Linked DNA regions of Mus musculus: region 2 is linked to region 1. Evidence: chromatin loops called from intact Hi-C (ENCODE). Cell type or tissue: left cerebral cortex. All regions are shown on one strand. Each heading gives the region's core, and the rest is flanking DNA. Links, peaks and the distances in the headings are about the cores only.

Region 1 (16,516 bases), core at 5,120-13,119:
CTCTTACTGATGGCTGTGTGCCCTCCCTGCCTGCTGACCTCCTCCTCTTACTGATGGCTGTGTGCTTTCCCCATGTGGCAGGAGACACAGCCACAGCAATCTGGGATTAAAACCACAAAGGCCTCATCAGAGAAAACTAAAGAGTGGGCCTCCCCTCCTCCACCCTTAGAGAAACTGAAAGAAAGGGCTCCAGTGAGCTGGCAGAGCAGAGTGGCCAGGATCAGGTCCCAGACCTGTTGCTGATTCACGATGGGAAAGCAGGGCAGGCTCTGTACCCAGAGAAATCAGGAGGAAAGCATGACAGCCATTAGACAGAGGAGTACTTAATTTCCCAGAACACATCTTACTACCTGAGGAATGTACCAAGAGGAGGGAGACTGAAGATGAAGGTAGAGACTAGAGCTCAGCTGTCATAGTTGAGGACAATACTAGGAACCAAAAAAGCAAAGAGAGATCTTTTCCTACAGGTTTCAAAGGACCATGGCCCTGCCAATGCCCTGGTTGTCAGCATCTTGCCTCTGGAACTATAAAAAACATTCCTCTTGTTTAAAGCCAAGCAGTTTGTTAGAAAACGAATACAAATGGCACAGCTTAGTGGTTAAAGGAGCTGAGGAGACACTGGGGTAGCGGAGCTGGAGCAGTGGCTCAGCAGGAAAGAGCGCTGGCTGCTCTGGCTGAGGACCAAGGATCAGTTCCAGCGCCTGCATGCAGGCTCACAAGTAACTCCAGCTCTGGAGGACCTTACATCCTTTTCTGACCTCCTTGGTCACCATACATACACATGGTGCACATACATACATGTAGGCAAAACACATATAAAATAAATAAATATGAAGAGACTTAGTAAAGAAAGAAACTGGGGTTACTTAAATTCTTATATAGTTCTTCAATATCCCTGTGTGAAATATGCATTCCATTTAGAGGATGAAAATATATTACGCGCGTGTGCACATGTGTGTATGTGTGTGTGTGTGTGTGTGTGTGTGTGTGTGTGTGTGTACTCGTGTGCACATGGTTTGACGCCCCAGCCTTGACTCAAGGTCAGGCACAGCAGCTTTACTCTTGGTGCCGAGGTCAAGACAGAGGGAAAGGTGAGGTATTGACACTGTGTTCAAACCGCACTGCTGGATGCAGTGGTGTATACCCACTGTCCACCTGCTCAGGAGGCCGAGGCAAGGTAATCATTTAGAGCAAGAATTCCAGGCCAGCCTGGGCAATATAACATGACTTTATTTCACAGGAAAACAAACATTAACTTGTAGGATTTCCTGGGATGCAATCTGAGAATCACTGTGCTGCCCATCTGTCTGTACCAATGGATCACAAGCCATTTAAAAGTCATGTCAAGGGGCTAGAGAGATGGCTCTGTGGCTAAGCACATATGCTGCTTTTCCAGAGGACCCAGGTTCAAGTCCCAGCACTCACACAGCAGCTCACAACTGTTTGTAATTCCAGTTATGCATGTGGTATGCAGGCAAAACACACATACATGAGTAATAAATATTTAAAAAATAAAGACCAGGTCAAGAATTCCATATCATATGGTTTAGGGCACAGACGCACAAACTTAACACACAGTGCTCCATTAGTGACTACAAATTCACTGATTACAGATGGCAGCGTTTCCCACTACCTGTGAGCCCCTAATGAGGAGCACAGAGGTGCAGGAAGGTAAATTATGAGAGAGCAGACTGATGGAAATGTTTTAGAAATAAAACCAAAGATTCTAGAAAAACTGAGGGGCAGTTAGATGGCTCAGTGGGTAGACATGCTTGCTGCCAAGCCTAAAGACCTCAGCTCTATCTCCCAAATCCACAGGGCAGATGGAGAGAACCCACAGCACTAAATCTGACGTGCACACAGTAGTATGGCATACACACACACACACACATGTGTACATATATATGTATATATACATACATATATACTGTGCGTGCATATGTTAAATATATTTATATTTCAATATATTTTATTAAATATTATATTAATTATTAAATAATATATATTAAAAAGCTAAATAGCCAGGCATGATGGTGATGCACACCTTTAATCCCAGGACTTGGAAGGCAGAGGCAGTCAGATTCCTGTGAATTTCAGACCAGGCTGACCAGGGCTACATAGTAAAACCCTATTTAAAAATAGTAATAAATAAACACAAGTCAATAACAACAAAAATATAAGAATAACAAGAACAGGAAGATGGAAAGACGGGTAGTCATTCTGTCAAACAACAGGGTGAGCAGGCACTCAAAGGCCTAGATTTGACTTTAAGTGAACTGGATGGACTTGGAGCTCCAACAGACCCCGTCTTCATGAAACTCATGAGGTAAAAAGGAGAGTTGCAAGACTAAATAGGGACCAAGTACAAAGAATGAAAACCAGAGAAGCATGTGCCCCAGGGAGTGGAGGGGTCTCTAAGTGCTTGCAACACCACTCAAAGTGGGCAGTCAGCTGGCTTCTACAGCAACACAGCCTCTGCACCTCCCCAGAAAGACAGGGTTCTTCCCTGAAGGAGAATATCCTCTATGCTCTTAAAAAATGATCAGAGTAGAAGAGACAGAATGGCAAAAAATAAAAGAGGAAAAATGCTGACCCTAAAATGCACACCTTCAGAAAAGGCTATCAGATACAGCTTATACAAGAGGACAGCTGGGCCTGATAGCACAGCCTTGTAATCCCAGCTATTTGGGAAGCTAAGGAAGGAGGGTCACAAGTTCAAGGCCAGCCTAGACCTCTGACGGAAGCACTGTCTCAAAATAAAAAGTTAAAGAGGTCTAGAGCCATAGCTCAGGGGTGCAGCTCTTGTCTAGTGTGAGCTCCCAGGTTCAAATTCTAGCGCTATAACAAAGTGTGTGTGTGTGTGGGGGGGGGGGGGTGGTGATGAGAAAGGAGAAGAGAAGAGGAGCCTAAGGAGGGTGAAGCTACTTGCCTTTACATCTCCCTGGTATCCCTGTGAGCCACCTCCCATGCCTGTCAGCCCCGCTCCCCCGTTCCGGAAAGGCCTACCTTGCCACTGTGAGGGCAGCAGGTGGAGCCGCGGACAGGAGGCAGAGGATCTTCCACTCCGGGATGGTTTTCAGGGTCATGGAAGTGACATGTATTTTCCTCTCTTTTGATTTCTGACACCCAACTCTAAGAAGGATGGAGCAGAAGGTGACAGCTGTAGAGATGGCAGTCACTGACCACGCATTAGAAAGACTGTGCAGCAGCCTTCAGAGTCGAGTTCCATGTCGTTCTCTCGGGGCGGGGTGGGGGGTGGGGGGGCTCCATTTTCCTTAATGGTTATAAATACCCATAACACAAAATTTACTTTATTAACATTTTTAGTGTCTAGTTAAGTGTCATTAGGAATATTTGGGAGTGGGCATGAGATGGCTCAGCTGTTAAGGATGCCAAGTTCAACGTAGGACACATAATTGCAGGAGAAAACGGACTCTCACAAGTTCTTCTCTGACCTCCACCCCATACATGTACATTCTCTCCCTCCTCCCCACCCCGACCCCTCTGTATCTCTGTCTGTCTCTGGATGTAGTGAAAATACAAAAAGAATATATGGATAGTGAGAGAGCTCAGCGGATAAGGGTGCTGGCCACCAAGATTGATGACATAAGTTCAATTCCCAAGACATGAATCAAAGACGATAATTGGCTCCTAAAGTTGTCCTCTGGTCTCCACACGTGTGGTAACACACACATACACACACATACACACACACACACACACACACACACACACACACACACACACAGAGTGATGCATGGATAGACAGACAGACAGACAAGACAGACAGGTAAATAGAATAAGAATTTTAAAGAATTTTCATGTTGCTGCCTATTTTACCCACTTCCCAAGGGCTGGGATTACTGAAGTAATCCAACACACCCCAGTGAGTGGTTCTAATGCTCTGAATTAATCGGGAATCTGCATGTCCAAACACTGAAGGTCCTTGTCCCCAACTGGTTTTTGGTTGATCAATAAAGAACCAATGGGGCCAGGCAGTGGTGGCGCATGCCTTTAATCCCAACACTTGGGAGGCAGAGGCAGGAGGATTTCTGAGTTCAAGGCCAGCCTGGTCTACAGAGTGAGTTCCAGGACAGCCAGGGCTACACAGAGAAACCCTTTCTCAAAAAACCAAAAAACAAAACAAAACAAAAACAAAAAACAAAAAAAAGGAACCAATGGCCAATGGCTGGGCGGAGAGAGAAGCGTGACTTTTAGATTGTGCAGGCGAGGAACTGGAAGAAAGGAATCACCATGATTCTAAAGAAGATGAATCAGATTTAGAGCTACTGAAGGAAAATCGTCATGGGCAACAAAAACTAGGGAGCCGCCCAGAAGGAGCCAGGGCGAAAGAGATAAAATAAAGAACTAGAGGGCATTAAGCCAGGATTACAGGAGGGAAATGTGTGCTAGCTGCGGGGAAGATTAGAACTGCCTGTTTGTGTGTGTCTGTGTGTATATGTGTGTGTATCTTTCATTCGCAAACACAGATTGCTGCTAGGCAGGTACTAATGTGCGACCTGACAGGAGCCAGAGTAGTTTAGACCATTCCCACTACACCTGACTGTGTGCACAGGCACACACATGTGCACAGGCACACACATGTGCACGTGCTTGCGACAAGGACTTGCTATGCAGCAAAGGCTAATCTAGATTCTCCTGCCTCGGCCTCCTAAGTGCTGGGATTATGGGTTTGTGCCACTGTACCTGGAAACAAAAAGATGTTAGTTCTTGTTAATTCTTCTGAAACCGATTAAGAAATCAAATGTGGCAGCCGATAATCCCAGTACTTGAAACATATAGATAAGAGAACTGGCCATCTGAGGTCTACCTGGGCTATAATATACTGCCAATAATTAAAATATACAAGAATTCAATACAGTCTCAATCCAAACATAAGCATATTATTGTATACAAACTACATTATTATATACACCTAAACGAAGCAAAACAACTCACAAAAAGAACAAATATGCTGGCTAGTTTTATGTCAACTCGACACAAGCTCGAGTCATCTGAGAGGAGCAAACCACAATTGACAAGAAGCCTCCATAAGATCCATCCGGCTCTAAGGCCTTTCCTTAATCAGTGACTGGTGGGGCCCAGTGATGGTGGGTGGTGCTGTATCTGGGCTGGTGGTCCTGGGTTCTATAAGAAAGTAGGCTGAACAAGCCTTGGGGAGCAAGCCAGTAAGCAGCACCCCACCATGGCCTCTGCAGCAGCTCCTGCCTCACGTTCCTGTCTGAGTTCCTGCCCTGACTTCCTTCTGTGATGAACAGTGATGTGGAAGCATAAGCAGAGTACACCATTTCCCCCCGAGTTTCTGTTGCCTCCCCCTGGGGGTGCATCTCAGCAACACTGACCCTAAGAAAGCAGCTAAGGTTTCACTACCTGATCTCCAGATTTACCATAAAAATACTGCCATCTAGACAGAAATATTTTTAAATTCTTTGCTCAAATGACTTGAATTCTCCTAATTTATTTAGGGGGGATCAAGAAAGTCCAAAACAAACAAACAAATAAGCACAGCCAAATATCAAGTATTTCTGGTTTTGTTTTTTTGTGACTGAGTCTTGTGTAGGGAAAAATGACCTCCAATTCACTGTGTGACCAGGGTTGACCCCTTTCTCATCTCCTGCCTCTGCCTCCCCAGTGCCAAGATTACAGGTGGCAGCACCACACCCGGCTCCAAGTATCTTTATAGAAAGAAACAGATGGTGATTTGGTTATGGTTGAACATGATACAGAAAGCATTCACACACACAAATTCACAGTACATTACTAGAATTATGACGCCACCATTCCTTTGGAAGTAATCACCCCGAAAAGCCGGTCAGTGACAAGCTGGAAAGGCAGAATTTCAGGTGAGTGAAGTGGACGCACAGTGTTAGCGTGCTTGCCAGAGATGGATGCTTGCTCTACCTTTAGATCACTGTCGATTTTTTCCCACTCTTCCGCTGAAAAGCTGGATGCTGTCTCTGCAGGCTTGTCCTTCCTCAGAGCTCGACTTTTAGGAGCCAAGTTGGTGAGGCACTTCTCGCAAAATTCCGTGAGTTCAGGATAGTAGCCTTCTTCACCAGACCTTAAAAAGCAGTTTAATTTTAGAGTTGGCATCTTACTTCGAGGCTCTACCATCCTTGATCTCAAGGGCTGTGCAAGGCGGGAGCTGGGAGGCTGGCTCGGCCATCACTGGCCATTCCCATCAGCAAATCTACAGCATACACAGGGCTGAGGACTCCAAAGAAACCAAGGTGAGTTACACACATTAAAGGTTGAATTATGGGCCAGGGAGCCAGCTTGGCTGCTCTTCCAAAGGACCTGACTTCATTCCCACGTGGCAGCTCACTTCTGTCAGTGCAGTTAGTTCCAGGCTATCTGACTCCCTCCAACCAACACCTTCTGGCCTCTGTGGCTACTGGATGCACATAGACGTACATACAGGCTCAATACCCATATGCATAAAATAATACATATTTAATTTCAATAAGTAATATTCTCTTTCCTAACATATATATGTTCATTTTATGCACAGAGCAATTTCAAAATGTATACTGGAAATTCAGTATTAGAGACAGGCTGACAGATAATGCAGGCTTCCATGTCAAAGAGTTTCTGTTAAAAAAAAAAGTCTCATTTTGAGTCAAGGTCTCATACAGCCCAGGCTGATTTCTACATCCTGTGGCTTAGGATGACCATGAACTTCTAATCCTTCTGGGCTCACATTCCTTGTGCTGGACGGCGAATGCTTGCCACCAAATTCCACTGATGTGACTCAAACCCAGTGTCTCATGAATACGAGGCAGACATTGTAAAACATCCCCAGCCCTTGTCACTGTTGCTTGTTTTTAGATTTAATTATTTGTATATATGTGAGTACACTGTAGCTGTCTTCAGACACACCAGAAGAGAGCATCGGATCCCCATTACAGATGGTTGTGAGCCACCATGTGGTTGCTGGGAATTGAACTCAGGACTTCCGGAAGAGTAGTCAGTGCTCTTAACCACTGAGCCATCTCTCCAGGACTGTTTGTTGGTTTTTAATGTATGAGGAGAAAATGGCTGAGAAACAGCTTAGACAAAACACTCTTAAAGTAAACCACTCAAGAAACAGAATCCCTTCCCTAGAAAGCTAGATGAAGTTCTGAACTCCACAGGCCTCCTTGGGCACTGGCATACATGTGCCAAGATACATACATACATACATACATACATTCATACATACATACATACATAAGTCTTTTAAAGGGAAGAAGGTCAGAGAAAATAAAAGCAAGGACCAGTGAAGAGCCAAGAATCATGACTGCATCCTGGGAAGGCTGTTGGCTCAGGAGCCACAAGTGCTTCTGCAGCCGAACGCTCTTCTTCAAATCCAATCTCTCAGGAAACCCACTGACATCCCAGGTTGGTACTCCATGGGGCAGAGACTCTTGAAACTCATGACAATCAGCTGCATTGTTAAAAGCTCGCTTCCCTTCTCAGGCTTCCTGAAGTGGAACGGCTGAGAATGAGGCACTCAAAACAACTACATCTGGACACCCATACAAGATTTGACATCACCAGGCTCGGATAACTTCCTGTTTCAGGCTCTCCACCATCTTCCCTGGGATCAGGCAGCAGAGAGTCACCCTTAGCTGTCAGAGAACCAAAAAGTGCGCCTCCCCCAGTAGCATGTTTCCATGGCTTTACCTTTTCTTGGACAGCCAATGGAGGCCAGCTGACTACCCACTTGGATCCTAACCAGCCATGTCTCATGTGGTCCAAAACCACAGAATCAAACCAATCAGGGACCTATGTACTGACTTCAATATTTGAAAATTCCCCAACACTTCCATTGTTGATTTGTCTCCCTGAAGGCAATGGCATAAAAAGCATGAAATCATTTTTTAAATGCTTACCTCAGCACATAAAGAATTTTTTCCAGGTGTTTCACATCTGAACAGTTTTCAATATACTTGAAATCCAAATGTTCGATGGGAATTTTAAATGTTTTTGTTGTTCCAAAGCCCCACAATGATGGACAGTCCTTAGCCTTAGCAGTCATGGCTGAAACATAATGTAAAAAAACAGATGTGAATCTAATATACATAATTTAGCTCAATTATATATATCATATAACATTATCATATGTATGTAATAATATATATACACACATGTATATGTATATATGTATGTATATATAATTTAGCTCAATCTAGGTAGTCCTGAGTGATCTTAGAGGGAAATAAGCAGAGTGATTTTTTTTTTCCTCAAAGAGGAAGGTTGTCTGTTTTGAACTTTCCTCTCAATATTAACCAAGTCAAAATATTCATCATACATGTATTATCTAAGACTTCACCTTAAACAAGGCCTGACAGAACGATAAAACATTCGGGTGCAAAAACTACAGGTTATATAAAAATCAGGTTTGAGGGCTTCTTGATGAAGTAGAACTGCATGCTTCTGACATGAAGTGAAGCTGTCACTGGGTGCTAGAAAGTTAAGCCCTCCCACACAGATGTGGGCACAAGCGACAAAGCCTCCTGAAATGAAGTTGTGTATCTCAACAGGTTGGCACGTAACAGTCGGTTGCTAAGTGTGGGACTGAGGAGATGGCTCAGTGGCCGAGAGCAGAGCCCGGGGTGGACTGCCAGTGTCCACAGCAGTCCTGTCATTTCTCCTCCAGGTCATCTGGGGCTGTCTCTGGCTTCTGTGGACACAGGATGTGTGATGCAGACACACATGCAGGCACAATCTTTATATAATAAAATAGTAGTCTGTTTAAAACACTCTTAATTCCTTCCCCAAACTTAAAAAATCTAAAGAATTAAACAAAGACACAAAGTGGAGCCAGATGCCTTTAGCTCCAGAGTTTGGGAGCAGGCGGATCTTTCTGAGTTCTAGACCAGCTTGGTCTTCTTTTTTTTTTTTTTTAAAAGATTTATTCATTTATTATATGTAAGTACACTGTAGCTGTCTTCAGACACACCAGAAGAGGGCGTCAGGTCTTGTTATGGATGGTTGTGAGCCACCTTGTGGTTGCTGGGACTTGAACACTGGACCTTTGGAAGAGCAGTCGGGTACTTTTACCCACTGAGCCATCTCACCAGCCCCCCAGCTTGGTCTTCATATCAAGTTTTGGCCAGTCAAGGTTACATGGTGAGATCCATCTCAATAAACAAACAAAACAAAACAAAACAAAACAAAAACCCTATTTTTAAAAAGCTTTCAGATTTATAAAACTTTTGTATTCTGTCATGAAATCTCCACACTAACATAGATTTGGCAGAAAAACCAAACCAAACCCAGTTTTCCTTCTGTTGCTGGGACAAACACCATGACCAAAAGCAACTTGGGAAGGAGCAGGCTTATCTCATCTCACAGATTACAATTCATCACTGAATGGAGTGGGGCTGGAACTCAGGGCAAGAACATGGAGGCAGGAGCTGAATCGGAGGCCATAGAGGGGTGCTGCTCACTGGCTCACTTCCCAAGGCAGCCATCTTTCTTATAACTCCCAGGACCACCCACGGCAGGCTGGACCCTCCACCATCAATCATTAATCAGAAATACCCCACAGACTTTCCAATCTGATAGAGGCAATTCCTCAGTTTTAATTCCCTTTTGCCAGATGACCCCAGTTTGTGTCAATCTGACAATTAAAAACAAACACACAAAAAGCACATATTACAAACTTACGTTCACACTACGCAATAAAAGCACATTCATCAAGACTCACAAGCTTTTCTAAGTTCTTCTGAAGTATGTTTCTTTCTTTCTTTTTATTTCCCTGTGTAAAATCCTTAAACCTGTGGCAATTAGAAATGTTAGCTTTCTGGGCATTTAGATTGTTCTCGGGAGAATTTTTCCGTATTTCTTTTCAGTCTTTCTGTCTAAAAGCTTGATCATGGCTGGGTCTGATTTATTTGCCATCACCCTGCTCACATTCATTTCCTGTATTTCCTAATCAGTGTAGTAGTAATATCTCCTGTGCAAACTACCATAGCGTTTCCTGGTAACCCCAGTAACGTGAAAACTCAGCTTCTCCTACTCAGGCAGCCGGCGCCCTCTGCAGCCAGAAACGGAAGTGGCACGCCCCAGCCATGGCAACGGTTTCCAGGCACCGCCAGACCCAGGTAAAGTGTCTAGGACGAGCCTGGGAACTAGCTCTTGGGCCAACCTGCAAGCTTTGGCGCAGGGAGTCCTTCCTCCGGCTTGGGCTGGGGGCTGAAGCAGATGGCTGTCCCCAGGAAACCACAGTGCGGCAACTCCACCCCCGTGTGAACCACAGCGGTGGAAAGATCCAATCGCCTTCCCAGACTAGAAAGGACGTTCGTCGACAGTGTGCGTGTGCGGCCGCTTCTCCACGCCCCGAGGGTGCTCACCTGGGTCTCTGTAGCCAGCGGAGGATGCCGACCCGAGACCCGAGCCGGTGCCCAATGCGGCTGGGCGGAGACTAAGCCCTCTGACCCGCAATTGGCTACCCCTGCTGCCCGCTGATTGGCTTCACAGGCCGCAGCCAATTTCTGCCCTCACAGAGGGCAGACCCCCGCCCCCTTGGGATTTAGTCTGTTTTACAGTAAGTTAGAAGGTGTTTCTTTTTGCTTTGTTTTGATTTTTCGTGACAGGATTTCTGCGTGTAGCCTTGACTATCCTGGAACTCCCTCTGTAGATACGCCTGCCTCTCCCTCCCGAGTACTCGGATTAAAGGTGTGTACCACATACACCACTTAAAACGCTGTTAATAGACCGCTGTACTCCTAAGGGAAGTGGTGTCTAGTCCTACGTAACTGAAATACTTAATTGAAACGTCAGACTCTGTTGCACACTAGGTTTACTTATCTACCATCCTTTGAACAAGAATAAATGAAAGGCACATTTTCCTCTTTTCCTACAGCCACATTTCCTGAGAGGATGGTGAAGAGCAAGGTACCCCTTAGAGTGCTGGAGATACAAACATGATTGACAGAAGCAATTCAGATGAATAAAACAGTAGAGGTCGTTTTGTGGAGAAACTTCCATTTTAAATACATTTCAGATTTGGTGCCCAGTTCATAACAGGAATCCAATAAATTCTCCTTTTTAGAAAAGTCTGCAGGAAGGGGCCACTGTGGCTGGTATCAATTCCAATGCTCAACCCATTACATTTATATACTTACTTAGGGTTTCATGTTGGAGAATGCTAAACTGCATATTTATAGATGAAGACTCAATCTTTCGGATAATCCTTAAGCTGTCTCACTTATGTGAACAGCATCCAGACAGCAAAGCGAGTCTCAAGCAAACACCTGAACTTCCGAAGCACTGATTTCCTGCAGAGGAAAAACTGTAACAATCTGGAGAAAGGCTGTCATGCCATGCATGGGCTTGTAATTTTCTTTCCACACTTCATGTTTTCTTCTGGCTATACAATCTGTGCTGAATTGAAAAAGGTCAAAATAATCTGAAGACTGTGGGCAAGCAAAAAAAATATCTGTAGTCATAAAGAGACCAACAAAGAGATATGTAAAGAAAGGCTTAAGCCTGTAATCCCAGCACTCGGGAGGCAGAGGCAGGCGGATTTCTGAGTTTGAGGCCAGCCTGGTCTACAAAGTGAGTTCCAGGACAGCCAGGGCTACACAGAGAAACCCTGTCTCGAAAAACCAAAAAAAAAAAAAAAAAAAAAAAAGGCTTAGTAAGAGTTACACGGCTAACTCACAAGAGCCAACAAAGTTTATTCTTACAGAGCTCTTCAACAGCAAAGTATTTCAAGCTGTGCCTGGTAGTGTAGGCCTGCACTCCTAATTACCCAGGAGGAAGGAGGATTTGCAGAGTCCAGAAAACTTAGTAAGACACAGAGTAAAGCAACAGAGGGGAGCACCTTGGAGGAGCGCTGGCTGTTCTAGTAGTCACTCTTAGCCTCTACGTAGCTACGTAGCCAGAGACAACCTTGAACCCCTTCTATATCCTCCGGCCTCTACCTCCCAAGCAGTGGGATTTCAGACAGGTTTCACTACACCCAATGCCCAGAACTATGTGGTCTGAGGGATGTGTGCACCTACGTAAGTGAGGAAACTTATTCTACCAAAGTCTGTGTGGACTGTATGCACACACCCAGAAGGCAGTGTCAGATGCCCTGGAACTGGAGTTCCAGTCTGTTAGGACAGACCCAACATGGATATTCAAACAGAACCAGGGACCTTTGAAAGTACAGCAAGTGCTCTCAACTGCTGAGCCAGTCCTCTGACCAGCTGTCTTAGTCTATTCGCTTCTGATTTTTATCCATTACTTTTGACTATTTACAGTTCTTTTTTGTTGTTGTTTTGGGGTTTTTTTTTTTGTTTTTGTTTTTTTGGTTTTTCGAGATAGGGTTTCTCTGTATAGCCCTGACTGTCCTGGAACTCACTTTGTAGACCAGGCTGGCCTGGAACTCAGAAATCCGCCTGCCTCTGCCTCCCAAGTGCTGGGATTAAAGGCGTGCGTCACCACTGCCTGGCCTGACTTTTTACAGTTCTACAGCTAGCAAGTACTCTGGATAGTTTAGAGTTGTTGACAAAGTGCAGTCGTTTCCAAGGGACTTACTTCTTCAGACCTTTTTCAATGTTCTATTTTAGTTCTTCTTCTCTGTGGGTGTTCTACATGCACATGCCCAAGTCTAGGTCAGAGGACAGACCCATTTCAGGAGTCCATTCCTCTTCCACTACGTGGATCCCAGGGCCTGAAGCAAGTCATCTGGCTTGATGGCTTTCTAACAAGACATTGAATAGAAATGGTTTGAGGAAACACTTTTAATCTTCACTGTGTGACGGATTACAAAAGCAATAAATTAAGCCATATATTGAACCAAAATTTCCTTTATACAAAGTATTAAAATACAATTGTATTTCTAAATGAAATCATAGGCATACAGTTGTTTTCATTAAGTAAACTAAGCCAAATGCTATACATTAAAGAGAAACATCAATGAGGCAAATGTATGAATGAAGATACTTCTGAACTCCCACATTTCATCGAGCATCAAAAACCACCACTGTTGAATTGAGTTAAGGATTTTAAACAGTACTTAAAATTGTATAAGACTAAGGCTTCCAAGTCACCCCCTGCACCACGCTTGCAATTGGATAGAAAATGAACAAAAGAATGAAGTTCACTATGACCACCAGAGATTATCTAAAAAAATAAAGTGCACTACTTCCATTTTCAGTAGCTCACTTTTTTGGATACAAGATAAATAACATAAATTACTAATGTAACATATAATAATATAAAGAATAAATAAGCAAAAATATTTTTAAAAAACTCACTGAAGCAATTGATGACTTTTTTTTTCCTTTTGGTTTTTCAAGACAGGGTTTCTCTGTATAGCCCTGGCTGTCCTGGAACTCACTTTGTAGAGCAGGCTGACTTTTAAGAGTTTGTGTTGGTTAACATGAAACAGTTTGTAGGCCTCACTATTTTTCATTAAGTTATTAACTTCTTCTATACTTTAGATTGTTCATAACCAACAACAAACAATGACTACTAGTAAAAACAAAGATTTCCTGAGAAGTAAAAAAGACTTACTGAGAGCCCATAATGAATGGTACATGAAAATGCTAATCATGTTTACAAAAAAAAAAAAAAAAAAAAAAAAAAAAGGGAAGAAACACATTGGCAGTACATGCCTTTAATCCTGGTATTTGGAGGTTGGGGGTAGGAAGAGGTAGGCAGATCTCTGAGTTTGAGGCCAGAGTTTTAGGATGGTCAGTGATACCCTAAATAAATGAATAAATTGAAAATGTACTTATTAGGGTTTAAATTTCTTTACTTAGGTTTATTTTATGCATGAGTGCTTTTGCCTGCATGCATATATTGTACCATTTGGGTCCCTAGGGTCAGGGGTCTGTCTATCCAACCACCTGTGACTGTGAGCAATCATGGTTCTAGAAATGGGCCCTTGGATAAACCAGGCAATGCTGTTATCTGCTGATCCGTTTCTCTAGCCCCCATTTGGTTCTTTGAGACTGGGTCTCACTAAGTAGCTCTAGCTGGTCTGGAATACTAAACATAGACCAAGCTGGCCTTGAATTCACCGGGCCCCGCCGCCCAAGTTTTGGGAAAAATAAATCCTATTAAAATAATTAATCTGGGTGTACCTCCTGTGGAGTCTCCACTCTCTCAGCTCTCATTCTTAATAAGTCCACATGCACTCTACTTAAAAAATAGATAATCCAAAAGTTATTACTACTTTTATCGGGTCTTAGTCTTTATCAGTCCAAGTATTAGTCACTTCCTCTGCACATTTAGAACATGTGCTTGAAAGGATACATCTTTTAGTCCTTTTCTTGTACATTATTCTGTATCCACATTCTCTGCATCTGATGGGATCCCTGGACTTTATCTCATTTTCGGTGTGACACTCTGGGAAAGAAAGCACATTTATTCAATGCTTGAAAGAGAAACACTATGGGGGAAGCAAATGATAACTACAGATTTCAACTGGAGCAAACCAAAAGGCACCAAAGCATCCAAGTGCCCGATTATTGCCAAAACAGACCAAGGAGAAAGAAGGGCTGTAGGCAGTACACCTTTTCCAGATAAAAGGAAGAGATCTTAATAAGGGAGGGGGATTTTACATTAACAATCGCTAAAGTGCTCCACGTTATAATTTTACTCATGTAAGAGAGGATTTTTGGGTGGTGGTTGTTTTTTTAAGTAAAGCATTATTTAAATGAATGTCAATTTTACCTCCACAAATATATATCATTGGCTGCTGCTTTGGTGGTTGAACATCTTTCTGAGCGTCCATTGTTAGTGCCTGAAATCAGAGACAAAGACTGAGTATCAGGGTCTTCGCACAAAACATGCCTCTTTTTTTTTTTTCTCAGACGCAATACAAGGTTCTTATTTTCCGGCCTTAGAGAAAAACGCAATAGAATGTTTGCCTAGCATGCAGAGGCCCAAGGATAAATACCCAGTATTACAGATGGGGAAACAAAAAAAAAAAAAAAAAAAAAAAAAGGAAAAGTCGCAATTCTTTATCTATACCTATAGTTCCCCCAAACTGTGGTGTGGGCTGGGTCTTAAGAATAAAACACATTTTCGCCGGGCGGTGGTGGCACACGCCTTTAATCCCAGCACTTGGGAGGCAGAGGCAGACGGATTTCTGAGTTCCAGGCCAGCCTGGTCTACAAATCGAGTTCCAGGACAGCCAGGGCTACACAAAGAAACCCTGTCTCGAAACAAAACAAAACAAAACAAAACAAAACAAAACAAAACCCACAATTTCAATAATAATAAACACCAGGGGGAATGTTTATTACAGTCTTCACGATCCTAGAGTGTATTACTCTTTACACAAGAGTAATACACTAATAGGCTAAGGAGAGGTTTGTTTGCCCAATCTCACTCCTCAAAGGAATTCAGATCTGACCTAGGAGCAATAGCTCCATCAAAGCTTGTCTCGAGACTAACTCCACCGGGGATCTTTATTTACGCGCTTGGTTCTTTGAAAAGACTTTGAGAGTCTTCACTTTGTAACCTAAGCCAGGCTCAAAGTCAAGGCGCTGGTTGAAGGCGGAATTCTCCTACCTCTGCTTCCAAGCGCTCAAATGGCAGGAGTGTGCTACCTCTCCCGGCTGCCCACAAAGATTTTAAAGCCAAGTGTCTCTCCTGGTTTTGCCACAAATTTACTTCCAAAATCATCAGCCGGAGACTCCCTACCTCCACAGCTGGAAGAAGCGTCCCTTCTCTGAGCACGCAAAAGCTTTTTCCGGCGCTGCCTCGCCAACTTCCGGCGCCGATTTATGACGAAACGAAGCCCCGCCCCCTCTCCCTCGCAGTGCGGGGGGACTGGCGCTTCTGTTTCTGAGGCAGGTTACAGCGTTTTTCTCCTACCTGCTTCCTGTGGGGTTTTGTTTTGTTTTTATTTGCCCTTCTCTCTGGGGTAGCAAAACATCTCCACAGCTCGGCATTCGAAGGTTTGTGCTTGTGTAATGGCAGATACAGGAGGAACCCAAGACAGGCAATGCTGGAGTCTTAACCGACCCGATGCTTAGGCGAACACCAGCAGGCTACCCTACCAATACTTCACGATTTGACACTTCGCACATGGCGGTTTTCAAATTGTTCAATGCCCGTGTGGGTTTTTTGTTTGCTTGTTTGTTTGTTTTCAATTTCCAGTTCTCTCCTAGTTTCCTGTCACCTCTCTTTTTTATGTTGGGGAGTGGAAAGAGAGGGAAAGGGGAAGCCCAGGCTGAGACTGCTCTTAAACCCGTACAATCCTCTGTCTTCGCCGCCTCAATGCTGAGATTAATCGCGCAAATCACAACGCCTGCCATCTCCCTCCCTTTTTGAAGCCAAGGCTTTCTTACGGCAGCTCCATCAATTACTTCGACTAGTTGGTGGCTTTAGCTTTTCTCTTAGTACTCTCCTTCCTGTGTTTGACCAGTTCAGTAGAGTACAGGTGTGTGTTCTCACACATCAAAATTGGAACTCAGTAAAACACATCTGTTGGGTTCAGGACGTTTACATTCAATTATTTCACACCAGTCGTTTATTTTAATAATAGGATGGATAACCT
Region 2 (16,516 bases), core at 4,837-12,836, 190 kb before region 1:
CTGCCTCCCTGTTGTTATGGACAGTACCTTGAACAGAAACTAGCAATCATTCATTCCCTGTCACCCAGGATCAGCAAAACCACTACTAACTTGCAACAACTTTCATCAGATTTGAATGTTCTGAGTCTGAGCTTTGAGACTTCTGCTCCAAGATGCATTCCAGAGGAATCTGCTATGGAGAGCTCAAAGCTAAAATGGAGCGCACAAAGAAGATAAAGCCAGGAAAGCGCCGCCTCTCCTCACCTTTTTGAGAGACAGAGTTCAGGAACCAAAGGAGAATGTTTCCTGCTTCTATCAACAGAACACAAATGACAGCTCACACTGCACGGAGGACAACTAGGGCCTGAGTATGAAGTGCACAGGCGGCTTGCTTCTGCACTCTCCGGTAGAAGTCCCCTTCCCCACCCTAAGCTCTCCCACAGCAAGCCTGGTGAGGTGTGCAGGCTCTGCGTTTTCCCTCAGAAGCTCTGCCTTCTCAACCCCTGCTCCTCTCCGCATCAATCAGCAATCATGGGAATTTCTCCCCCTCCCTGGCCACCCCAAGAGAACTTGAGAAGCCACAAGTGCCAGCTTGAGTGAGACAGATGACAGCCTCCCCAGCTCCAGAGGCACCCAGGCTAGCACTCTGATAACCGGCTGGGCGCTTCCCAGCTGCAGCTGGTGCCTGTCCTTGGGAAAAGGAGATTAGGGTCCCACGTTTAAATCATAGAAGAGATGTAATCAGGGGTCACAGACAGTTATAGCTGGCGATAAAACTAGTCCCTGATAGCCCCATAAAGATAATCCTTAGGTCGGAAGAAACCCCCTCTCAGCCTCGCCATTCCGCCCTACCAAATGGTATCGTCTGAGTCATGGCTTATCTCCCCCGCCTCCCCCATCACCCTAAGCATTCAAAGATCTCTGACTATGCTGTATATAAGTGCCAAGCCATCCAAGCTCGGGGTTACACTCCTGTCCTGCACTGTGGGAAGGTTTTTGATCCGAGTCTGACTCAAAAGTAAAAAGACTCTTATGCATGATTGCATCGGACTCGGACTCGCAGTTCTTGAGCCCCCCCCCCTGGGTTTCCCGCGGAGCCGGGGCATAACAAATAAAGTTCTAGAACCAGATGACCAGTTAATTATAAAAGTGTCTGAAGGTCAAGGAGATGAAGACATAAGGCCCCCCGAGAACCTTAGGAGACACCAAGAATCTTGAGGTCAGTCTAGAGACTTCTTGGGTTTAGAGGTGAGGAATCATCAGGTAAGGTTTTCTTTTCCAATGCTGCTGCACGCAGATTAGAGACTATTGGCAAAGCAACCTCTGACCTGTGGAGTCTGATAGTGGCAAGAGCCTGGAACCATAGCTCAGAGGTGACATTAACTGTGTTGTCCGGGAGAGACTGCATCATCTCTAATAAGCCTCAATTCCAACATCTTTCCTAGCATCATCTGAGGTTAATTAGTATCTAAAAGAGATTGTTTTCCTAAAATACATTTAGATATTAAATTCCATTATCTATTCATCTAAAAAATACTATCTCAGTATTTTGATTATCCAGTATCAGACAATTTTTTTTTTTCAGGCACCAACTAGATTCTGGCAACCTGGCAAAAACAGCCAGAGTCCTTATACTGCACAAGTTGGTATTAAATACCTACTAGAATTGAATTAAAATAGGCCTCTGGTGTCTTCAAGGACATGAATTCATGTTAGCATGTTTTAGTTTCAAGCTTCTGGAAATGGGTAGTAGAGATGTCTCACAACATTGTGAAGGTACCTACTGTTGCTAAATTCAACTATTAAAATAGTAAATTTTATGTCATGTGTATTTTATCACACCAAAACCTCCTTTTCATTCTCTCTCCTAAGTAACAAGCCTTAAAACATGTGTTTTGTGGTTCACCAAGCTGTACCTGTTTTAAGATTACTTGGTTAAATAGCAAAGAAGTTTATGCAAGGGGTTTTAGGTAGCCGAAGAATTATCAGGAAGATTGGAGAATTAGGCAAGGGGTTTTGTTTTGAGAAATAACATTCCCATCTATGCTACAGAGCTGAGTTGTCTCCAGTGCCCTCAGGGCTTCGAGATACAGTTACAGAGTTGCTACTTAAGCCAGGGTTCCTTCACAGTTCCTGCACCAGGAACTGGACTTTTCGGACAGCACTACTGCCAAAACCCCTGCATCTTTACCAGAAACTAGATTCTGGATGGCATGTTGGCATTCTTACATTGTCTACTTTCAAAGTAGGTCAATGTGAGTCCCCTTCTAGACATCTCTGGTGAGTATATTAAGGCGATGAAGAACAAACTACATGCCTGGGTTTAGCTACAAAGAAATCTTAAGAAAAAGTCACCATAATTCTACATTAGGAAGCCAGAACTCCTAAGATGGGATTTTCTCCATAGCAAAGGTTTTCAGCAGGAACCATAAGTCTAGGGAGTGACAAGGGACTTATTTTCTTCTTTTTTTTCCTCCTCTTAGTCACAGTTTCTTTTCTCCAAAGTTTCACTTATATCCTTTTTAAAAAGAAAAAACGATGTTGTTTCCTTTCATTGTGTGTGTGTATGACAGTAGGTGCCTGCAGATATCAGAAGTGTATTGTGTCCCTGGACCTGGAGTCACACAGTTGTAAGTTTCCAGTTGTGGATACTGTCAAACCAAACATGTGTCCTCTACAGAAGCCATATGTGCTTTCAATCACTGAGCCATCTCTCCAGCCCCGTACCCCATTTCTTTAGACACTAAAGTAATTTGGAGTCTCCCACAAATTTCCTGGCATTCAGTGAGGGTGCCAGGTTCACTTTGGCTGGAAGAGAATCAGAACATAGAGTGGCCTCTCTATAGGGCAAACCGAGGCCCAGCCTCCAGACAAAGGTCAGAAAATCCAGCCAGGTCACAGGATGGAGCACATGGATGTAAAGTGAGCTGCATGGCCGTCCACCCTCTTGTGGTAAATATTATTTGGAGGTTTCTACTCAACCTTAGATCATTTAGTTCTGAAATAAAAGACACAAACCTTTATATTTATAACAAGCCTTAAAGCACCAGAGCTGGGCAGGTATCAGCCCTCAGTGCTGCTTTGTCTACTTCCCTGTCAATAACCCCGAGATATCACGTGTTCTGCATGAGCCACTCCTACTCCAACAGGCAGGCCCTCATGGCCATGTTCTCACGATACATCTACCCTATGGCAACCTCTTCCTTCTTCTCTGTCCTCTTTTCCTCCTATCTCTGCCTCAGACCCCAAGACCAGCATTCGAAGCCCTGCCTACCTCCCTGCAGCCCAGCTTCAGGCTGCAGGCCTAATTAGTGGGAGAAGTTTAACCTAAGGAAATATGTATATTATAGAGTGATAAGTGGCATAAAGAGAAACAATTGAAAAAGCAAGTATAGATTGTTAGTGCTATCATCACGAAGCCCCACAGACTGGGCAGCTGAATAGAAACCATGACTTGCAGCCCTAGAGAGTGGGAGTCCAAGATCAAGGTGCCAGTGTGGTGGTTGGAATGGAAATGGCCCCCGTGGGCTCATGAGAAGGGCACAATTAGGATGTGTGGCCTTGTTGGAGAAAGTGTGTCACTGGGGAAGGGCTGTGACGTTTTGAATGCTGGAGCCAATCCCTCTCTTTCTTCCTACAGCCTTCTGATCTGGATGTAGAACGCTTGGATCCTTCTCCAGCACCATGTCTGCCAGCATGCCACCATGCTTGCTGCCATGATGACAATGAACTAAACCTCTGAACCTGTAAGTAAGCTCCAATTAAATGCCTTCCTTTATAGGAGTTGCTGTGGTCTTGGTGTCTCTTCACAGCCACAGAAACCCTAAGACAGCCCGAGATGTTGATTTTGTCTGAAGCCTCTCTGCTTAGCCTGTAGATGTCTGTCTTCTGTTTCATCACATGTTTAGTCTAAGTCTGTCTTAGTTAGGGTTTATATTGCTATGAAAAGGACCTTGATACAAATAAACTCAAAGAAGAAAGGGTTTATTTTAGCTTACACTTAATAGTCCACAGCTAGGTGGTGCGCATACTTTTATTCCCAGCACTCAGGAGGCAAAGACAGGCAGATCTCTGAGTTCAAGGCTACCCTGGTCTACAGAATGACTTCCAGGATAGCCAGGGCCACACAGAGAAATCCTGTCTTAAAAACAACAACAACAAAGCCCATTTAATATTCTACCACTGAGGGAAGCCAGAGCAGGAACCAAAGGCAGGAACCCAGGGCCAGGAACTGACACAGAGGCCATGGAAGAGTGCTGCTTACTGGCTTGCTCTCCATGGTTTGCTCAGTTTGGTTTCTATATGCTCCAGGACTACCTGTCTAGGAATGACACCACCCACGGTGGACTAGCCCCTCCCACATCAAGCACCAATCAATAAGATGCTAGGTAGACTCATCTACAGGTCAATCTGATGAAAGCCATTCCCTAACTGAGGCACAGTCTTCCAAGATGACTCCATCTTGTCACAATGACAAAACACTAACTCCACAGATCCTGATCTCTTCTTCACCAATTCTATTGTGTTATGGCCCAACCATGTGACTTGTTATGCCACAATGACCTCTTAAAAGGTTCTGTCCCTGAACATAGTGACATTCTGAGGTTGGAGGAGGTAATAGGAGTTCAAAGTATGGATAGACACTACAATGAATAAGAAAAGATTCAGGTGTTACATTTTTATTTTGATTTTTTTTATTATAAAAATGTCCAATCTGACTCAAGAATAGGAAACAAACAGAAAACCTTGAGCCAGTGCCTAGCATTAACACCAATCGACTAGTTTCTTTTCCTTACGTTTGTTTTATGCTTTTGCTTGAATGCATATTAAAGATATTCCAGAATTGTATCATCATGAATTTCAGCTAAATCTCCAAAGCAAATACTTTTATGTAACAATAATTCCATTATCTCATTCATTGAAATTACAAAAAAAAATCATTGACATTTGATAAATTTTCTCAGTTATCAAAATTAACTTTTCTGCTATCTGTTCAAATTAGGATCTGCCCAGTTCATTCACTGTGTTTGGCTCTTAGGTATCCTCCGAGGTCTCTGAGTCTGTTCTACCCTGGAGCTGACCTCTCTGCGTCTCCTCAGCAGTGACCTGGGGAAGCAGCACAGTTTCTCTTGGTTGCCCAAACCCAGCTTTCACCTGCCTTTCCTGCAAGGCCTTTAACTGTGCCTCCCGTATCCTCATCTTCTTTCGAGATCAGAGATTATTTGGCTTGGCTGTGGTTCCGGCTCAACTGTTTCTTGGCATACTCCACTCATGGGTCTGTTTCCTTGTGTGGGTTTTAACCATCTCTGTGGGGGGTGCATTGTTAACACTGTTAAAATGTCTGAAGCTGACTGGCTGATCTCACCACTGCAAACTATTACCTGTTGATAACCACTAGTCCCCTCCCAATAAAAACTGTAACACGATTATTTCCTGCAACACGATTATTTTCTGATTCTGAAGTTTCCACTAAAATTCACCCGACTCTGAATGTTGATCTATAGAAGAACATGCCTCAATCCACCTGGCTTTCAGTTATGCTGAAACCTGGTTCACGGTAAAAGGGATGACAGATTCTGCCTATTTTTAACATGGCCTTCTACCACTGTTAACTGAGTTACATTTAGAACACATTTGAGCAAATAGATTTTTTTTCATATTTTCTTGTTTGTTCATTGAGACATGGTCTCTCAACAGAGCCCTTGCTGTCTTGGAACTCACTATGTAGACCAACCTGGCCTCAAACTCACCTGCCTCTGCCTTCTGGGTGCTGGGATCAAAGGTGTGGCATGAGCAACCACTCCACTCCAAAACAAAATCTTTTTTAAACAGTTCCAAGGATGAGACTCGGGTTGTTAGTTAGGCTTAGTGCCAAATCTTTGCATTGAGCCATTGTAACAGCCTGGAAGCCAATTTGGTAGGACATCTATAATGAATATTTGAAAAAAAAATCAGATTATCTGATACCAAAACATCTTTGGTATCCTCTTAATCTGAAGATTAGCATCTTTGAAGGTCTGAAGATGCAGAGGGAAAAGAGGAGAGGGGAGGGAGAAAGGAGAGGAAGGAGGGAGAGAGAGGAGAGGGATCAATGAGGAAGAAAAGGTGGTGAGAGGAGGGGAAGACAGGAAAAGAGAGTTGGGAGGAAAGGAGAGAAGAGAGGGAGGCAGGAGAAGGAAGAGGGGAGGGGCAAGACAGTATGGGGGAGGAGGGGGAATGGGAGGGAGAGAAGAGGAGGAGGAGTCAGGAGAGGGGGAGTTCAGCCTTGGCTTCAGAGGTAGTCCCCAAATGGGAACCAGCAGCACCCTGCTTGAAGTTATTTGACCCCTCCAGAGACCACCTAGGAAGGCACTCTGAGTCCCACAAAGTCAGAGTTCTTCCAGAACAATTGGCTGCACGCTGCTCCATCCTCTGAGTCAGGAATCAACACAGAATCTTAGCAACAGAGCTGATGAGTGGGCGGACTTTATTCCTACTGGGTAGCTTTTATGACTTTGTCAACCTGTCTTACCCTATTTAGGAATCATCCCGGCTCCAGCTTTCCTTCTAGATAATCCGTAAACATCCACGCATGAATCAAGCCAAGTATTTGTTGCTATTCAAGCTATACGGTCCCCAGATTGTCTTCCAGCAGGTGAGTCACCACTCACACATGGGCCAGGTGCCAGCTTCGCCTGACTGGGCTGCTCTTCTGCACCTGAATTAATTAGCACCCCAAACCGCCTAAACTCTGCTGCGCGCCCACTCAGGCATGGCTGCGATCGAGAGTTCTAGAGCTGTTTTTAAAAAAGGAAAGAAAGAAAAGAGCAATATCTGGGAAATGAGCAAGACTGAAGACCGGAAGTCCTCCACGTTCAAGGCAGTTTCTTATCAGAAGTGCAGTAAAGAAATAGCAACTTACGCCATTTAGACAAACAGCCCTTCGGTCTAGAGTGCCTGTGGAATGCAAAGCAGCCTCACCGGGGAAGGGGAGTGGCTCCAGGGAGGCTGCTGCAGAGAAAAGGCTGCCAGGACTCAGAAAAGCAGCTGGGCATGGCGAGAGGGAAGGGAAAGCCACCCCGTGAATTCGAGATTACATTCTATGCTTTTGTGTCTCATGAATGCTCTTTTCCAGGAGCCCCAACCCTGGGCTCAGCCCCTGGAGGGGAGAAGGAACACTCACAGGAACACAGTTACTGCCTGCCTAGGCGGTGGATACAGAAAGCCAGTAAGAGCAATTTGGTAGCAATTTGATAGTACTCCATCCGGAGAATCCAGAATCCTTTCCTAGAGCAAGATACGCCGCCCGCCGAGGTCAACTTTACCAACCCAAATAGCCACAGGAGCCAACTTCTCTTCCTGTCCTCCAGGAGGTTCTGAACTATCAGGTCACTGTCACCCCCTGTGCTCTTCAGGGTCTCCATGAGCGTTCGAATTACTTCAATTTAGAATACAGCGTGTGTGGTTCAGCTACAGTGCTACTGAGACCCCAGACGCATTCCAACCATGTCAACTTCTGGAGATTCTGTTGCGTGCGCTGTGTGGCTGGGCGGCTCCAAGCTGCCCTTGTAGGTGGTGGGAAGAGAGAAAGAGAGGGTGTGGGAGAGAAGACTGGGAGGCGGGGCAGAACACAGCCAGCCTCACAGGCACTTTCTCCTAGGACCTTGGTCAGGGAGTAACCCAGAAGCAGCCCTTCCTGCCTCCAGGGAGGTTTAGCAGTGAGTCTTCCTTAATCCCCAGAGCCCTTTTAAGTTTGGTGGGCTTCTCCTTCCTTCCTCCAGCCAGGTAGAACACCGGGGTGCCAAGGCCTCGGGCTCCTGTGCCTGTGCTTTCACACTGCCTCTGCCTACATTAAAGAGAGCGGTGCATGGTCCCTCTCTGAAGAAGCTCTGGGGATTGAGGCATGCTGGGGCAGGGACCAGGCCTCTCCTTAGCATCCTGGGACTAGCCCATAGTGACTGTGGGGCTTTATCCCCAGAACCTGCTGTTAAACTTGCCTAGATGGGCTAACCTACTTCCCCCAAGGCCAGATGGGAGGAACAAAGCAAGACTGTGACAAAGTGTAGTTGAAGACAAAACCTCTCAAGGTTTTTTTTTTTTTCTTTTAATTTTGTTTTTGTTTTTGATCCTGCAAATATCCCCAGAATGTCTGTGCTGACAGGACTGTGAAGACTGCTGGCTCCATCACTGAAAAGAGAGCAGCCCCTGACCAGCAGAGGGTTTCCTGGAGTGAAGGGGAAGGAGAGAGCCTTCTGCAGTAGCCCCTAGCCTATCTATGCTCTCCAATTGCGCCAGAGCGCACTTTGTCTGGCACCAGTCCCTGCTCCTCCTGTCTGCCCTCTGTTTCCTGGAGACCTTGAGGAAGGGAGCCTTCATTTATGTGAGCCAAGATGTAGCAAATTCGCATCTGGGAGAAAATGACTCAGGGCTTTCATAAGATCCTGAATTTGATTTCCCTACTCACTGACACTTCATAATCCAACAAAACCTGCTGTTAGTAAAGTAGCATATTTTCCCTCCCTCCCTCCATCCCTCCCTTCCTCCCCCCCACTTCCTTTCCCCCCTCCTTCTCTTCTTTTCTGACAGGGTCCCACTATGTAGTGCTGGCTGTCCTGGAACTCACTATAGCAGTGTTCTCAACCTTCCTAATGATGTAACCCTTTAAATACAGTTCTTCATGTTGTTGTGACCCACAGCCACAAAATTATTTCATTGCTACTTCATAACTATAATTTTACTACTATTGTGAATTGTAATGCAAACATCTGTGTTTTCCAACAGTCATAGGCAACCTTTATAAAAGGGTCATTTGACCCCGCCTGGAGGAGATTACACCCCACAAGCTGAGAACCACTGTGCTATATAGTAGAATAGACTGATCTTCAACTCAAGCATTAACTCATAGAGATCCACCCACCTCTACCTCCAGAGAGCTGGTATTAAAGGTGTGCACCACCATGCCTGGACAATGAACATTTTCTTTTTTTTCTTTTTTTTAATTAGATATTTTCTTCATTTACATTTCAAATGCTATCCCCAAAGCCCCCTATACCCTCCCCCAGCCCTGCTCCCCAACCCACCCACTTCTGCTTCCTGGCCCTGGCATTCCCCTGTACTGGGGCATGTGATCTTAGCAATATCAAGGGCCTCTCCTCCCATTGATGGCCGACTAGGCCATCCTCTGCTACATATGCAGCTAGAGACACGAGCTCTTGGGGGGGAGGGGGTTACTGGTTAGTTCATACTGTTGTTCCTCCTATAGGGTTGCTGACCCCTTTAGCTCCTTGGGTAGTTTCTCTAGCTCCTTCATTAGGGAACCTGTGTTCCATCCAATAGATGACTGTGAGCATCCACCTCTGTATTTGCCAGGTACTGGCATAGCCTCACAAGAGAGAGCTATGTCAGGGTCCTGTCAGCAAAATCTTTCTGGCATATGCAATAGTGTCTGGGTTTGGAGGTTGTATATGGAATGGATCCTGTTCCAACTTGTGATATGAACATTTTCTTTAAGCAGCTAATAACTCACAAAGTGAAACCAGTTCCAAGGTTGGTTATCAGCAGAGTGTGTCCTAAGGCCTTTATATGCTTATTATAAGCCCAATACAGTTGCTGCCACACTGGAGGCAGAGACATTTCATATTTCCTCTGAAGGTTTGATTGTGTTAATCCAGGAAATGAACTGACTTAGGCAGAGAAATAAGAGAGGGTTACATACAACTTAATTAACATGCAGAAATGGGGTGGGTGGTAAATAGCATGTATGAGATGCTGTGGGGTATCCACCACCGAAGATTGCTCAGACATGGGTTTAAGCCAATAGGAAATCTTTATTAGCCAGCCATCGATTACACCAGGTGTTCAGGATCCCAGTGTAGCACTGAACCTTTCTCAGGGTAAGCTTTTAGGCACAAAACCAATATCTGGGTTGACATACTTCAATGAACAAGAACAGTTAACCAGAAGTAGAACTACAGAAGTCAAAAGCAAGGATAGGCTATTTAGAGACTTTCCCAGAACTATGGACTTCAATGCATTAGGCCTGTGTTTTAGTTTTGACAGGTACTGCTGTCTACATGCTGAGTCAGTTGTGCTAAGGTCTGGAGTCTTACTAGGGTTTGATGCCCTGTTACATAAGATACAGAAGGAGTGTGGGCAGTTGGAGCTCGTTAGATAGAAATGTGGGGCTTCTGGGGAGATAGCAGACAGATTACAGGTAAGAGGGGTCCTCAGATTGGGAACCTGGGCCTGCATCCTGCAATGTTTTCTCATGTATCTGTGAGGAACTGAAAGTTAGAGAGACTCCCTGCTAGGAGGAGGGGCCACAGCTCAGTAATAAAGATGCCAAACCTTCTTCCTCCACCTCCTGACTTGATGCAAAGGCCTGGCAGCTGGAAACAAAGGCCTTGCTGGCTTGGAAGGTTTCTCAGTCAGTGGGAAATCCCCTCCTTCAGCAGTGGACCTGTCCAACAAGTTCAAAGCTAGTTCAGGACATGTTTATCTCAAATTTGTGGCCCTATCAGCCTCCCTGTCTTTGTTCAAACTGACCAACCCTAAGTTAGTCAGACCTTAAGACCCACCAGCTCTTGAAGAGAAATCAGATTTCAGACTGTCTGGCTTTGCAAAGGATCTTGTTCTTGGTGTGTGCGTCTGTGTGCGCGCGCACATCTGTGTGTGTGTGTGTGTGTGTGTGTGTGTGTGTGTGCGAGTGTGTGTGTGAGTGTGTGTGTGTCTGTGTGTGTGTCTGTGTGTGTGTGTATTTCTTCACCTGAATAGAAGAAACCTTTCTTCACCTCTACACTGGATGATTCCCTGTATCTGAGATTTTCCCTGCTGCTACTTGTCACGCTTGAGATCTTTCCTGCCTTTTAATTATTTAACTGGCTGAGAAAACAAGCTTGATCAAGGAAGCTGGAAGCTCATATTCTTTGGAGTCCTTCATGTGTCAGATCTGCAGATCCTCTTAGCTAACTCAAATTATGCTAACGGAATCAATTTGGGGTAGACCTTTTGATCTCCTGGTACTCGCTCAAGGAAATGTCTGAGGTCTAAGAAAAAAGAAGGAAAAACAACAACAAAAGACAAACAACAACAACAAAACCAGATCAGATACAGCAGGTGTTAACCATTTCTTAACTAAGGCAGTGGCAGGCACTTCAAACACTTCGTACATAGACATAAAGCAAGAAAGTAAACCTTAATAGCCCCTAGTCTGCAGACCTCTGAAGTATGCAGCTATTTAGGGATTTTTTTTGCGCCCCCCCCCCCGACACATATATGTCATTTGTGTTAAAGTCAGAATACATTTTATTAATTATTTGGGAATTTAATACAATGCATTTTGATCATATAAGTTTCACTGGTTTTGTTTTTCAGAGACAGAATCTCATGTAGCCCTGAGGCTGGTATGCAAGCATCACCAACAGAATACAAGAGATAGAAGAGAGAATATCAGGGGAAGAAGATACCATAGAAAACATTGACACAACAGTCAAAGAAAATGCAAAAAGCAAAAAGCTCCTAACCCAAAACATCCAGGAAATCCAGGACACAATGAGAAGACCAAACCTAAGGATAAGAGGTATAGAAGAGAGTGGATATTCCCAACTTAAAGGGCCAGTAAATATCTTTACAATTCAACAAAATTGTAGAAGAAAACTTCCCTAACCTAAAGAGAGATATGCCCATGAACATACAAGAAGCCTACAGAACTCCAAACAGACTGAACCAGAAAAGAAATTCCACCCACCACATAATAATCAAAACACCAAATTCACAAAACAAAACAAAATTATTAAAAGTAGTAAGGGAAAAAGGTCAAGTAACATATAAAGGCAGACCTATCAGAATTACACCAGACTTCTCAACAGAGACTATGAAAGCTAGAAGATCCTGGGCAGATGTCATACAGACACTAAGAGAACACAAATGCCAAACCAGGCTACTATACCCAGCAAAACTCTCAATTACCATAGATGGAGAAAACAAAATATTCCACAACAAAACCAAATTTATACAATATTTTTCCATAAATCCAGTCTTACAAAGAATAATAGATGGAAAACACCAACACAAGGAGGGAAACTACACCCTAGAAAAAAAAGCAAGAAAGTAATCTTTCAACAAACCCCAAAGAAGATAGCCACACAACATAATTCCATCTCTAAAAACAAAAATAACAGGAAGTAACAATCACTTTTCCTTAATATCTCTTAACATCAATGGACTCAATTCCCTAATAAAAAGACGTAGACTGACAGACTGGTTACGTCAACAGGACCCAGCATTTTTCTGCATACAGGAAATGCACCTCAGTGACAAAGACAGACACTACCTCAGAGTAAAAGGCTAGAAAACAATTTTTCAAGCAAATGATCCCAAGAAACAAACTGGAGTAGCCATTCCAATATTGAATAAAATTAACTTTCAACCAAAAGTTATCCAAAAATATAAGGAAGGACACTTCATACTGGTCAAAGGAAAAATCTACCAAGATGAGCTCTCGATTCTGAACACCTATGCTCCAAATGCAAAGGCATGCATATTCATAAAAGGAACTGTACTAAAGCTCAAAGCATACATCACACTCCATATAATAATAGTGGGAGACTTCAACACCCCACTCTCAGCAATGAATGGATCATGGAAACAGAAACTAAAGAGAGACACAGTGAAACTAACAGAATTTATGAACCAAATGGATCTAACAGATATTTATTGAACATTTCATCCTAAATAAATATATATATATTCTTCTCATGGTTCCTTCTCCAAAATTGACCATATAATTCATCACAAAACAAGCCTCAACAGATACAAGAAGATTGAAATAATACCATGTTAAGGCTGGTCTTAAATCCCAACAAAAACAACAGAAAGCACACATACACATGGAAGCTGAACAACACTCTACTCAATGATAATTTGGTCAAGGAAAAAATAAAGAAAAAAATTAAAGGCTTTTTAGAATTTAATGAAATTGAAGACACATCATACCAAAACTTATGGGACACAATGAAAGCAGTGGTAAGAGGAAAACTCATAGTTCTAAGTGCCTCCAAAAAGAAACTGGAGAGAGCTCACATTAGCAGCTTGACAGCACATCTGAAAGCTCTAGAACAAAAAGAAGCAAATACACCCAAGAGGAGTAGACAGCAGGAAATAATCAAACTCAGGGCTGAAATCAACCAAATAGAAACAAAAAGATCTATATACAAAGAATCAATAAAACCAGGAGGTGGTTCTTTGAGAAAATCAACAACATAGATAAACCCTTATCCAGACTAACCAGAGGGCACAGAGACAGTATCCAAATTAATAAAATCAGAAATGAAAAGGGAGACATAACAACAAAATATATCTTAAAATAATTATTCTGTTCATTGAATATTAACAGTTGAAAATATTGAAATCATGTTCTAAAAGAAGAAGAAGAAGAAGAAGAAGAAGAAGAAGAAGAAGAAGAAGAAGAAGAAGAAGAAGAAGAAGAAGAAGAAGAAGAAGAAGAAGAAGCCAAAGCTATAGGATTTGATGTCAGTGATCTGAGGCACACACTTTGAGAAACAATGACAGAACTGGAAAACATGCTCCAGTTATAAATAGCTGCACAGATCACACAGCTGATCTGTTGTGTAACTGGGATAGACCTGGCTCTTCCCACTGCTATACAGAACATTTTCCACTCTTAGTATACGTTTATAAGCTTTGAGTGTATGCTGGTTGCCATGGGAGCACTGCAGCTTGATGATATCCTACAGCCAACTGTAGCTGTGTTTGGAGGCACATGATGACAGCCATCTTTAGAAGAATCTAACGTCATGGTTTATTATGGTTTTTATAGCTTCTACTTTCCTGTAAATTCTTTGAAAATTGTAAATATGCTTGCTGACACCATGATCATTTGTCAGAAGAAAATGCCTTGTGAGCCAGGATATGCAAATTGGTTGGAGGTAACCCTAACTGAGTAAGTCAACGAAGGAATGAGAGTTGGCCCAAAGGTGTTGCAATGTAGGAAATGTCATTCTGGCTGAGAGCACCGACTATCATTGGAAGGAATATATCAGGACTTGGGAGTTTGATCACAAAGGACCACCTCATTGAACAAAGGTGGCTCATGCAGTTTCCTAAGACAGATCTTTGTGGTAACCTGTCTGTAACGCAGCTAAGACAGAAGAATCACCATTGGCTACACAGTAAGTTCCAGGCTAGCGTGGGCTACAGAGTAAAGTACGGTGTCAAAAAACAACTGCCCAGATAACCAATGAAAGACCTGTATTACAAACAAAGCAGAAATACAAAATATCCCCAAACCAGAACTTCTTGGGCACTACTGTGGTCTGAGTGTGGAAAGTCCACTGTAGGTTCATAGGTGGGAAACTCTGGGCCCAGCTGGTTTCACTGTTTGGGAAGGTTGTGAAACCTTTAGGAAATGGAGGTTTGCTGGAGGAAGTGGGTCACTAGGGGACAGGCCTTGAGGTTACATAATCTGCTCCCATTTCTCTTTCACTCTCTGCTTCCTGGTGGTTGACTAACAAGCCTCTTGCTCCAGGCCATCACCATTATGATAAAATGTGTCATCCTGTACCTTGATGCAGAACAAATCCTTCCTTCTGCAATGGCATCTTGTGGATATTGTGTCATAGCAGGAAGAAAAGTAGCTAACAGAGACACCAAGATGATGTCACCTGTGGCAAAATCTACTGCCTGTGAAACCTTACACAGAGTTATTGAAATATATATCTACCTTCAAACTATGCTCCAGGAAGAACGTGCTGAGCCTGGGGAGCTGGAGAGGGAGAGAGGCCATTATGGCCATCACAATACCATCAACATGTCACAGTAGCCAGGTCCCTCTGCCAAGTACTCATATCTCTGCTTGGCTGAACACCAGCCTAGGCTAAGGTACAGTTAGAAAGAATAGCAGTTTCATTGGAAGGAACTGACAGAAAACAACCCTTCATGTGAGCTTCACTGGGAGAAAGACTCTGGATGACAGGCCTTCATGATTGGAATTTGAAGTGGCAGAACATTAGGTGAGACACCACACTGTGACCACGGGCAGTTACCATGGCGTCTTGAAGGGCAAGAAAGTCTTTCCTTAAAATGCCAGTATGTTAGGAGAGTTTGGACATTGTGCTTGAAATAGCATCTCTGGGTCCTGAATGGAGACAGATCCTTTAGTTCTGGAGAACAAAGGGGCTTTCTAACTTTGATAGGTTTGCAGGGATGGTAGCAAGCTTCATACCATGTGACCTAGCTTGGAACCATGGTGGTGGGCAATAGGAGGAACCGTAAACTTATCCTGCTGTGGCCAGGAGGGGGGTGTGGGAGAGGTTACAAGGCCCCATCACAGTACATGGACTCTGTCACCTGAGGGATGTGGCTTGATTTCTGGGAGAGAAAGAAAGACAAACAGAGGGGCTGTCACATATCAGATGCCAGGGCAGAATTTCCCAGGTGGTTGGTTCAGTGTAGCCAAGATGTCCTCCATCTCCCAACCATAGCTTTCCTGATACAGATGTTGTTCAGTCTCATGAGGCAGTGAGATCACTGGTTCCCATAAATTGAGTGTTGGTTTGTTTGTTTTAACAAAATCTTAATTGTTCAATTTTACCAATGAAGACTCAGGAGTCAGAAGCTAGAATGAAAGCCTGCTAGCTCAGAGAGGTACAGAAAGCACCTAGCTGACCTTCTTCTTCAGCAGATGCCCCAGGAGAAATGCCCCTCTCTCAAAAAACCTCCTTCAAACTCAATATCCTTCCTTTCTACTTCCTGTGAGTCTCTCTATCTGTCTTCCTGGCTCCCTCTTACTCTCTATGGTTTTCCTAATAATCCTGTGTCCACTCCCTGTCAACTGGTTGCTTGCTCTGCTTCTTGACCTATGGTTGACTTCATTAATCCAGTTTACAACATTCAATCAGAGAGCTCTTGTATTAAAGGTGTGTGCTAAGGCTGAGCCACACCACAGCTAAATAAGAATCTCAAGACGCACAGTGTGATCAAATAACCTGTGACAAATAAGGTGTGGGCAGATTTGCGCTTTGCAGCAAGCATATGCTTTTTGCTTTGTTGTCTTATACTTAAAAGGATGTCCTTAATCTATGAGTTTCATTAATACAAACGTGGCTAGAAACACCGTCCCCTCACTGTCCTAGTCACATACTTGGCTATGCTGCTGTGTCGCATACCTCAGTACCTGTGTCACCTCATTCAACATGTCATGGTTCATAGCCAACACATCTTCCACACAACTAGCATCAGTGATGTACCTTGGGCACTTTGACCAGGTGTCTTTATCATTTTTCTGAGTTCTCCGTTTACTTTTGAGGAGCCAAGACATTAGTTTTTTCACCCAGGGTAACAGTGAGGGTTTGGAAACTTTAGTGTGGGGGAATTCACAGCTGTAATGAAAGAACATATCCAGTTTCCTCCAAAGCAGAATTCTCACATCAGTGTTAACAGTGTCACTGTGCTGTGCGGGGTTGGAGAGCCAGTGTGAGGAAGGAAAGTTAAATCACCCAATGTTAAGCCTGGAGGTGGTGGCCATGCCTTTAATCCCAGC

What was found. Hi-C counts contacts between places; a loop is a spot of excess contacts. Peaks named below come from ENCODE experiments on the same cell type or tissue, not always from the same donor. Only the 100,000 strongest peaks of a DNase experiment are listed, where the experiment ranks them.
Region 2: it touches region 1 in a loop (2.0-fold over the local background); 2 of 42 quality-filtered maps call a loop at or near these places.

What each region holds. Positions count from the first base shown.
Region 1 is chr15:36,173,223-36,189,738 of GRCm38, reverse strand. Polr2k (polymerase (RNA) II (DNA directed) polypeptide K) reads right to left here and starts at 15,729. Exons shown (of 4, transcript NM_023127.3): 1 at 15,658-15,729; 2 at 14,683-14,752; 3 at 14,263-14,355; 4 at 12,727-12,985. The coding sequence starts at 14,743. The coding sequence ends at 12,963. Spag1 (sperm associated antigen 1) reads right to left here and starts at 12,985. Exons shown (of 20, transcript NM_001359982.1): 1 at 12,538-12,985; 2 at 11,136-11,288; 3 at 7,896-8,043; 4 at 5,923-6,082; 5 at 3,007-3,132. The coding sequence starts at 11,169. In left cerebral cortex, for the core only: a CTCF peak has its summit at 10,055 (motif pointing left); DNase peaks (open chromatin) are centred at 8,535 and 10,071; H3K4me3 peaks cover 1,053 bases; H3K27ac peaks cover 803 bases.
Region 2 is chr15:36,365,440-36,381,955 of GRCm38, reverse strand. Gm34150 (a long non-coding RNA gene) reads right to left here and starts at 7,604. Exons shown (of 4, transcript XR_383935.4): 1 at 7,288-7,604; 2 at 6,491-6,755; 3 at 5,730-5,905; 4 at 4,826-5,285. Gm33936 (a long non-coding RNA gene) reads left to right here and starts at 13,429. Exons shown (of 8, transcript XR_383927.2): 1 at 13,429-14,987. In left cerebral cortex, for the core only: no CTCF peak of the experiment used is centred there; DNase peaks (open chromatin) are centred at 5,216, 6,614, 7,548 and 8,321; H3K4me3 peaks cover 1,207 bases; H3K27ac peaks cover 2,363 bases.